Linked DNA regions of Mus musculus: region 2 is linked to region 1. The links are chromatin loops, found by intact Hi-C in ENCODE. Cell type or tissue: heart. All regions are shown on one strand.

Evidence for each region. Peaks named below come from ENCODE experiments on the same cell type or tissue, not always from the same donor. Only the 100,000 strongest peaks of a DNase experiment are listed, where the experiment ranks them.
Region 2: it touches region 1 in a loop (8-fold over the local background); 3 of 42 quality-filtered maps call a loop at or near these places.

Annotation. Positions count from the first base shown.
Region 1 is chr7:16,397,564-16,402,563 of GRCm38, reverse strand. Zc3h4 (zinc finger CCCH-type containing 4) reads right to left here and starts at 1,368. Exons shown (of 14, transcript NM_198631.2): 1 at 1,258-1,368. The coding sequence starts at 1,271. In heart, a CTCF peak has its summit at 4,038 (motif pointing right); DNase peaks (open chromatin) are centred at 473, 1,503, 2,543, 2,963 and 2 weaker places; H3K4me3 peaks cover 3,899 bases; H3K27ac peaks cover 3,947 bases.
Region 2 is chr7:16,311,176-16,316,175 of GRCm38, reverse strand. Bbc3 (BCL2 binding component 3) reads right to left here. Exons shown (of 4, transcript NM_133234.2): 2 at 3,762-4,050; 3 at 2,359-2,549. The coding sequence starts at 4,035. Among named protein-coding and RNA genes, the nearest start is that of Bbc3, 4.1 kb to the right of the region's middle. In heart, a CTCF peak has its summit at 1,986; DNase peaks (open chromatin) are centred at 2,165, 2,485, 2,955, 3,315 and 3 weaker places; H3K4me3 peaks cover 3,601 bases; H3K27ac peaks cover 3,692 bases.

The DNA.
Region 1 (5,000 bases):
TTTAATTAGAACAAAACAGGAAAAAAAAAATTGTAAAAAAAGCTCACCAAACTGCTGCACCTGTGTCTTTGAATGTGGGTGGCATTTCTTTTAAAAGGCAAAGGAGGGTCTGTGAAGGAGAAAGGGAGAACAGGAGGTGGGAGTGGGGAGAAAGGGCTGAGACCCATGGTCTGAAGGGGTCCTCTGCGGTTCCCTGACGGCTGCGAGCGAGGCTTCTGTCTAGCGCATTCTCCACCCTACCCCCACCCCCGCCTGCAAGACTAGCTTTTCTGCTCCCTGAAACCCACCTATTTTCAAACCTACTCACTCCAGCTCCCAGGAATCAGCAAACTATGTACCCCTTATCTTTCGGCTCCAGCAGGGCAAAAATGGCCCCAAACCTCTCATCCTCAAAACACGCAGGGCTGGTCCCATTATCACCCGCCAGAGAAGGGCGTGGGGAACCCATTTCGCACTAGAGGACAAGAGGCGCCACAGTTCACGTCCTGCCAAAGCACACGGGGGAGATCTTTGCTCCCAAGGGGGCGATTGCACCCTGTTTTGCCCCAAAGAGGGGGCGATGCCCGGAGAAAGCGGTGGCCAACTTCCTCTACTATCCAATGCAGGAAAAGCAACCTTCATACAACCCCCCCGCAAAAAAACAAAAACCTTAAAACTAAGGACCCTCCACCACTGACTGTCACCTACCTACAAAAAGAGAGGGACCCCCCAAAAAAAAAAAAAAAACCAATAGGGTTTCCAAAGAAGGTCAGGGGATTTAATCAAAAGAGCTGGAAATGCACCCGTTACCTGCCTGCCTTCTAGGGAGAAGCTAGAAAATACCTCCCGCCAAAAAATTAAAAGTGCACCAGAGCCCCCATCCTAAGGAGTCCTCCTTAGAACGAAAGAGCGAAGGCTGATCCAAACCCCCATTTTTCTGCCTCCGTTAGACTCGGGTACCTATCCAAAATGGACAGGGTATGCGTCCCCCAGGAGAAAGGATACTGTAGGGGATTGGGAAGACCCCCAACTCCGAACCCCTTAAGAGAGGAGCTGCAAGCTGGAGATGCCCCTAAAACAAGAGAATCCGGGGGCCCCTCCCCCAAAAGCCTTCCCCGAAGCCAGGCGACAGGCCGCTGACGGCCAGCTCCCGGAGCAGGGGCGGCCGAGGAGGCTGATGGGCCTCGGCAAGCCCACCCCCTTGGCGGCCCGTGCCCCGGGCGGGCGGACGGACCGACAGACCGGCGGGCGCGGGGGGTCCGGGGGGCGCCTCCTCACCTTCCCCTCAGCATGGCGCCCAAAAAAAGACAGAGCGAGAGCGAGGGAGAGCGGGCGAACGCCGCGAGGGGGGGCAACGCATGAGGCCGGGAGAGAAAGCGAAGCGAGAAAGAGCGAGCGAGCTAGAGACACCCACCGACCCCGCCCTTCCTCCTCCTCCTCCTCCTCCTCCGCGGCCCGGCCCAACATGGCGGCCGTCCCCTTCCTCCTCCTCCTCCCCCCCTCCCACGGGGGACGCTGCCCGGCCCAGGCCGGGGGGCCTGACCTGTCGTCAGGGAGCGGGAGGCGGTGGTGGAGGAGGTGCGGGGTGGCCGCGCGGCCGTCGGGGGAACACGGAGGAGGCGAAGGCGTTGATGGCGGCGGTGGCGATGGCGGCGGTGGCGACTCTGATGGCGGCGGCGGGGGGGTCCCGGGCACGGCCTCCATCGTTCCTTTGAGGGGGAGGGGATGTTAATGCACCAAAAAGGACTGCTTGGGCGTGGCGGGAGGGGCACACTTCAGCGCTCCGGGGCCTCCTGATGGGAACTGGGCATATAGATACATAGATCGATATCGAGTATTTTTTTTTTCGGTTTCGGAGTCACCTCTGAGCCGACTTCCACGTAGGCCGCGAGGCCTAGGCCCCGGCAAGGCCGCCCGCCGCCTGCTTTCTCCGCAGCCTGGCCCTGAGGTCACTCGCTCACGGGCACGGGACCCTCATCGGGACGAGAGGTCCCCTTCCGCCACACACGCACGCACACACACACGCGGCCCCCCAAGGCCTGAGACCCGGGGGACACGGACACTGGTGGGTGGTTGGGTGTAATTAGCGCGGGCCCGCGCGCGACGGAGCAAGCGAAGGGAAAGGGGGGGAGAGGAGAGCGAGCAGGGGGGATGGTTAAAAAAAAATCGGGGAGAAGAGGGATCGGGCTATGGAGATGGGCCGACTGTCTGCCCGCCCTAGATGCCCCAGCTGCCGGGCCCCCGCCGCGGTCAGGAATTCACACAAAATGGCGGCACAGCCGGGACAAGCACGGAGGCTGAAGCCGGAGGAAGGGCGTGGAGGGAGGGGGTAGCGGAGAGGCCGGAGGAGCGTCACGTGGAGAAGGGCAGAGCCAGCCCGCCCGAAAGTCGGCGAAAAGAGCCGAAGCGGAAGGGCGAGGCGGAGGAGAGGGCACGGAAAGAGCCGAACACAGCTGAGATTAACGAGACTCTGAAAAAAGCCGGAAAGAGCCGAGGGAAGATCTAGGTCACTGCAGCAACGCGGAGCGGATCAGAGACCCACCTAAAGGACCAAGGGTGGTCGTGGGGGCGGGGCTAGGGAAGGCCGGGAGAGCCGGAAATAGCCGAAGCGCTTCGGGATGGGAGAAGCCCCCCCCTGGGGGGGGGCGAGGCGAGAGTCCGGAAAGAGCCGAAGTCAGGGAAGGGATCCCGGGAGGAGGCGGAAGTAGCCGAAATACATTGAGCGGAGCGAATAGGAATTAGCGAATAAGCTGAACGGGTGGGGCTAGAAAGGCGATTAATTAACTCAAGGGTAAATGACTTTCAGGAACTCGCCCCCAAAGCAAGCGAGAAGAGCCGAAAATTGCTAGTTTGAAGGAAGGCGGGAAGAGCCCAAAGTTTTAGGTGGGAGAATAATGGGAGGGGAAAAAATTTAACCGAAAGCCGGAGACCGGTCCCAGGAGTCGGTCGTTCCCGAAGAGGGGCTGGAGAAGAGGCGGCCCGGAGATGACGTCACTACATAACTCAGCCAGTGGCGTCATCCTTGGAGGCGAGAAGGGTGGTGCCAACTGTGAGGGCGAAGTGGAGATCTTGACCGGGTTCTTAAACCGCTAACAAAAGTATTTTGAAGTTTCACCTCCTACCCAAGTTGATATTCCTAGTTTGTAGATGGAGACTGAACGCGAAGGCTGGAAGCTTAACTGGCTTAAGACCGAGTGTTTGGAGTCAGGATATGCGGAAAAGTTGAAGTTAGCAGTGCTAGCCTCTAAGCATACACAAAACCCATAGCTTCATCCGCAGCACCTTATAGAATCAGTTGCGGTGGCCCCAGAAGCACTTAGTGTGAAGGCAGAAAAGTGAGAAACTCAAGATCCGCCTGACCCGCATGGTGGAAGAACCGACTCCCCAATGATAGCACATCCTCTAACCTCATGCAAGAATAAAGGGAAAGACGGGATCACGGGACAAGGCAGGGACAAGGAAGAAGAGAGTCGGAGCCCAGTGACAAGAGGAAAAAACAAAACATTTTTCTCCTGAAATGCAGGGGTGGGGTGTCATGAAATACAATGCAGCAAGGGTGGGCCCATGCAAAGGTATGCCCCTTAGATGTTACAGCTCGTCATCTGGTATAAAGAAATTTATTGGGGGGGGAAGGGACAGGAGTGAGGGTCTGGAGAAGGGGTAAAGGCAGACAGACTGGAGCAGAGCCATAAGAACAAAGGACAGTCAGAAAGGGGCACCAGGAACAGAAATGGGAAGAGAGAGATTTCAGAAAACACACACGGGAGGTGTGTGTGGGGGAGACAGGGAATTGGGTTTAGGGAGTCCTTTTGTCAGGAACACACACCTGCCAAACCTGGCAGCAGGAGGTGAAGACTAAAACCATCACTGGGTACCTGGATGCAGGTCAGCTGGATGTTCTGTATGCTAACATGGGGGCCTGGACACAAAACTCTTCTGAGAAACTTGTGAGCCACTTATCTCAGACTGGTTGCTAGAGCCTCCTGTCAGGATGCTATTCTTTTTTTTTTTTTTTTTTTTTTTTATTATAGTAAGTACACTGTAGCTATCCTCAGACAAACCAGGAGAGGGAGTCAGATCTTGTTATGGATGGTTGTGAGCCACCATGTGGTTGCTGGGATTTGAACTCTGGACCTTCGGAAGAGCAGTCAGGTGCTCTTACCCACTGAGCCATCTCACCAGCCCCAGGATGCAATTCTTAATCTAATTTCTTTTGGGCAACCCAAAGCCTTGTATTTGCTACACAAATTCTGAGACACATCCTCAGCCTCAGTTCCTAATTAATAGGGCTAGACTGAGCTAAATAGCTCTTGTCAAGAAAGAAGGGTGCGGCCGGGTGGTGGTGGGGCACACCTTTAATCCCAGCACTTGGGAGGCAGAGGCAGGCAGATTTCTGAGTTCGGGGCCAGCCTGGTCTACAAAGTGAGTTCCAGGACAGCCAGGGCTATACAGAGAAACCCTGTCTCAAAAAACCAAAAAAAAAAAAAAAAAAAGAAAGAAAGAAATAAGGGTGCGGGCTGGCAAGATGGCTCAGCGGGTAAGAGCACTGACTGCTCTTCCAATGAGTTCAAATCCCAGCAACCACATGGTGGCTCACAACCATCTGTAATGGGATCCAATGCCCTCTTCTGGTGTGTCTGAGTACTCATATAAATACATCGAAAGAAAGGAAGGACGGAAGGAAGGAAGGAAGGAAGGAAGGAAGAAAGAAAGAAAGAAAGAAAGAAAGAGAGAAAGAAAGGTAGGTGGTGGCACATGCCTTTAATCCTAGCACACCACAGGCAAAGGCTGGTGGATCTCTGTGTGGTTGAGGTTGAGGCCGGCCTGCTCTATAGAGAAAGTTCCAAGACAGCCAGAGCTGTTACACAGAGACCTGAGATCAGCCAGGGTCAGCTGGGTTCCACGTGGTAAAAGGAAGTGGTCATTGGTCTAGCTGGGCTAGATCGATAGATCTTTATCCCAGCAAGGTCATTTTTACTACTCAATGTGTTTTTGCCCAGGGCTAAATAGCAAGACTTTGT
Region 2 (5,000 bases), 86 kb after region 1:
AAGGAAGGAAAGGGAGGGTGGGAGGGAGAGTGAGAGAAAGAAAGAAAGAAAGAAAGAAAGAAAGAAAAGAAAAGAAAAGAAAAGAAAAGAAAAGAAAAGAGAAAGAAAGGAAGGGAGAAAGGAAGGAAGGAAGAACGGAAGAGAGAGAGAGAGAGAGAGAGAGAGAGAGAGAGAGAGAGAGAGAGCAAGCTTTTATTTGGTCCTTCCACTGGTTATGGCCAAGCAGATCCACCGGGCTCATGTTCTTGGTTGTGAAGAATGTAATCCATTTGGAAGATGTCAGGCTAATGACCCTATTAGAGTACATGCCCAGAACTAGCCCAGGCCTCCTGTGCCCTCCTCCTCCTTGCAACTGGGCGAGGTGGTGGATGCCACCTTGTGAGTTCACTATCATTATACTTAGCCTATTAGGGGGAGCACGGAGCCCTGGGTGTTCACTCTGAAGACAACAGCACATGGGCCAAGCCAGAGATGGCCATCTCTTAGAAAAGAGGAGAAAACACTAATGCTAGACAATGTTTGCTGCTAAGCCACACCTTTTGCCACTCACTGGTGGATTCCAGGCATGTGTTTAAAAAAAAAAAAAAAAGCTCAGCTGAGTGGAACCTTTAAGCCCAGCACTTGAGTGGGGGAAGGGCAGGAGGAGAGAACCTCTGAGTTCCCGGCCAGTTTGCCTAGTCTACAGAGTGAGTTGCAGGACAGCCAGGACTACACAGAGAAACCCTGTCTCGAAAAAACAAAAGAAAAAAAAAGAAAAAAATCTTCCTGTTTTTGAGACCTCACCTCATGTCGCACAGGATGTCCTGGAACTGAAACTGTATTTGAGGGTGACCTTGACCCACAGACCTAAGGGTCAGTGTCTCTCTCCTAGGCAAGCACTCTACCAACTGAGCTACATCAGCCTCCCCTGAATTATAAATAAGTAAATAAATAAAACTAAAAAAAAAATAATATGTGGGCTGGAGAGATGGCTCAGCCGTTAAGAGCACTGACTGCTCTTCCAGAGGTCCTGAGTTCAAATCCCAGCAACCACATGGTGACTCACAACCATCTGATGCTCTCTTCTCCTGTGTCTGAAGACAGCAACAGTGTACTCATTAAACATAAAATAAATAAATCTTTAAAAAACAAACTAACTAACAAACAAACTAATGTGTACGTGCTGGCAAATACCAGAAGGCATTGGATCCCTGGACCTGGAATTACAGGCAGTTGTCAGCTGGGAACCTGACCCTGGTTCTCTGTAAGAGTTCTCTTAACCATTAATGTGTGTGTGTGTGTGTGTGTGTGTGTGTGTGTGTGTCTGTGTGTGTATGAGAAAGAGAGAGAGAGGGGGGATCTGTGTGTGCACATGTGGAGGTTAGAGAACACTATGTAAGATTAGACTCTTGACTTTTACTAAGTGGGTCCTGGGAATCGAACTCTGTTCATCAGTTTTGGTAGCAAGCACCTTTATCCTCTGAGCCACTTCAAAGACTATTTCTGAAGCAGAATATCACTCACTAGGTTGCCCAGGCTGGCTTTGAACTTTCTTTCTCCCTCCCTGAGTAGGTGGGATTACGGGATGCTGCCACCGGGCCATGCTACTTGCCTAGTCTCTAGGATTTGCTCAGTGGTAACCAATGAAGGAGATGGAGGACTTTGGAAAGCCATAGTTAGAAGGCGCGCCAGAGCCAGGATGGGAGCTAAAAACAACGCCCCTGGCTGTGCATGTAAGTGGGTGCAAAAAAAACACCTGCTGGGAGTGAGTCGCTGCTGGGAGGATGTCCCTTTTACAAAAGGTAGGCGACAGGGCCAGGGAGCAGAGTGAGGGACCTGTACCCATCCAACGTCAGTGGGGTGCGCCTCTCTCTCTCTCTCTCTCTCTGTTGAAATCAGCAAACAATGCAAGGGCCATGTGCAGAGTGCACAGCGCTAGGGGCGGGAACCGGGCTCTGGGGGTTTCATGGGGGGCTCCGATCTAGGAGCACCAAGTGGCGGGCCCGAGCCAGGGAGGTGCCGGCGCGAAGCAGCCGGCGGGAGGCGCTGCGGGGCGCAGTTCGGCGGGGGCGGGCGCGGCGGGCGCGGCGCGTTGCTGACTCACCGGCTATAAATAGCCCGGGATATAGGAGCCGCCGCGCCGAGCGCCGCCCTCAGTCCCCGCGACCGCGGGCTCCGAGTAGCTTTCCCCGACCCTGGCTAGGGGCTCCAGTCCTGATCTGGCCCACACCGGATCCCAGCATCCAGCAGATCCATTCCTTCCCCCACACCCCCATCTGCTTGTCCCTGGCGCGACCTCGCGCGCGCTGGGCCAGCAGCTGCAGCACATCTGGCGGGGTGTGCAGCCCCCTCCCCACCTGCCTGCCGCCCCGCACTCACCCGCCGCTCGTACTGCGCGTTGAGGTCGTCCGCCATCCGCCGCAGCTGGGCCCCGATCTCCCGGGCCCACTCCTCCTCCTCCACACGCACTCCCGGGGCAGCTTGGGTGGGGCCTCCTGCCAGGGCCTCCGGGGCGCTGGGCACGGGCGACTCTAAGTGCTGCTGGGCTGGTGACAGGGAGGGCTGAGGACCTGGGTGAGGGGAAAGGGGCGTGGTCACCATCCACCCAGTCTGCCCGGAGGCGCCCAGGAGCTACACTGTGCTTTCTTCTCCACTCAGCCATAGAAATTCCCTTTTTCCCACTCTTTCCCACAGGCCCTAGAAAGGGGTCTTACGGAAGTGGCTCTGGGGTCACCTGGATGGTCAATTACCCATTAAAGCTCATATGAATGTGGAAGTCCCTCAACTTATCCGACCTAAGTACCCCTATTTTAATACAGGGTCAAATCTAGCCTGTTCTATTTGACAGACGGGGAAACTGAGGCTCCACCCATAGAAGTGACCAAGGTCACACGGGGATACCGCCACTGACCCCACCCAGTCACTACCCTCAGGTCTCCAGCTCACTCCTGCCCAACCACAGTGAGGCCACACCCCCGGATGTGGCATTGGCCTGATGACCAGAAGGCCAAACTGGGACTAACCCAAGAGGACTAGGGTTTGGGTGAGGGTGGCAGGGGTACTGGGTTAGACTTTGTGCTCCACCCCCTCTGGCACTCATCCTTGTGCCTCGGTCCTGTCACACTAGATCCTGAGCCTCAGTTTCCATTATCTCTGAACCTAGTCCTGAAACGCAGGGAAAGTTGGAAAGTTTTTCTCTCTTCATGGGGAGGTGGGGGCAAATAGAAAGGGAAACCCAGATGGTCATTCCCCGTAGCCGGGCACCACAGGGTTAACAGCCCATCAGGCGAGGGACCTTTAACCCTTCCCTCCCTGAGCCTCACCCTCTCCCCGAGGGGGACTTTCCCAACACAATGGCCCCTCCCCCTCTCCTTCCTCCTGGGGGACTGCGGACTAACCCTGCCAGTGCCAAAGAGATTCAAATAAAAGGGTAAGGCCTCCGACCCCTCCCCAAAGTCCTGAGGTGACAGTCCTCCCACTGGCCACACTCCTTCCCACTGCAATCCTCATGGGGGTGGGGGGCGCCCAGGGACCCGGGCTGGGGGAGGGGAGCTGAGAAACAGCTGTTGCCCGAGGCCCGGGAAGGGACGTGGACTGCAACTCCGGGGACTGCAGTCAGATTCTAAGAGGGACTTCCCACTCGACTTGGCCCCTCCATCCATGTCTCCCACTCTGTCTTCCTGGTTCTTGCTACACAAAGACCACACTGGCCACACCCTCCCGGTGGCCCCACTCAGCTCCACTCCCGCTTCAGCTTCCCCGGGTGCGGGGCGGGCACTCACCGTCCGGGCGCGGGCCTCTGGGCCGGCTGCGGTGACCCCCAGGCCAGCGGGGGCCCCCCAGGGCGGCGGTGACGGCAGGTGGAGCGGTGGGGGCGCAGAGGTAGGCGGCCGGCAGCAAGGCAGGGGCAGCAGGGGCGGCGGGCAGGCCGGGCTCGCAAAGGCTGCAGGATACAGCGGAGGGCATCAGGCGGCCGAGCGGGAAGGGGCGCGGACTGTCGCGGGCTAGACCCTCTACGGGCTCCGGAGAGCTGCCCTCCTGGCGTGCGCGGGCCATGGCGCTCCCTGGAGCCTGCGGGACACGGCGGGAGGTCAGTGGGGCGACTGCGGGGGGGGCCTGCAGGACCCCACCTCGCAGACACCCTGCCTGGAAGTCACTCCCACCCAGGAAGGGATGACCCCAGGGACAGCCTGGCCGGGACACATGGTGAGGGGCGCACAGACTGCGTCTGGGGTTTGTAGCAAAACCCACCAGGAAAACTGCCTACTACTCTCAGGGCTTGGGCCAGGGAGAACTTTCTCAACAGAGAAGAGCGCAGAAGGGGTGCTGGGGCTCCCAGGATACACGGTGCTGTCAGAGAACCGTGTGTGTGTGTGTGTGTGTGTGTGTGTGTGTGTGTGTGTGTGTAATGGGAAGACACCAGTGAACTCAGAGAAGTGTCCAACTTTACCGCCCCTCCCGCTCCCCCAGTGAGGTGGCTCACCCAGAAACACATGGGGACACAGACATGCACACACAGCCATCCAGAGCCCTTTCAACATATTTACACCAGTCTCACACTGACCCGCTGCTGACATGCCAGCGCTCACCCGCCCACAATGCAGCCGTCACACACTGAAGCACAACAGACTCAAGTCTTCAACGTGTTTCTCCCGCATACACACAGACAACCCAAAGACACCCCCCTTACTATTCCTTAGCACATGCACCACCATCATCTCAAAACACACCTGAATGTGCACCCCCCCCCAACTTTGAGCTCCTGGGACACAACAGCCACACATAGACACAAGTCATCATATCCAGATACATCATCCCCCCTCGTGTGCGGGGCAGCCACATCGGGAGGCACCAGCCGCAGCTGGTAGAAGCCATAGGTCCAGCCTCTACTCTCAGCCCCAATACACCACAGCCAACTGTCAGCCCCAGAAAACACACACACACACACACACACACACACACACAGAGCCCAGCAGCACACACACCTAATGCAGAGACAGAAAACACTGGCCTCACGTGAC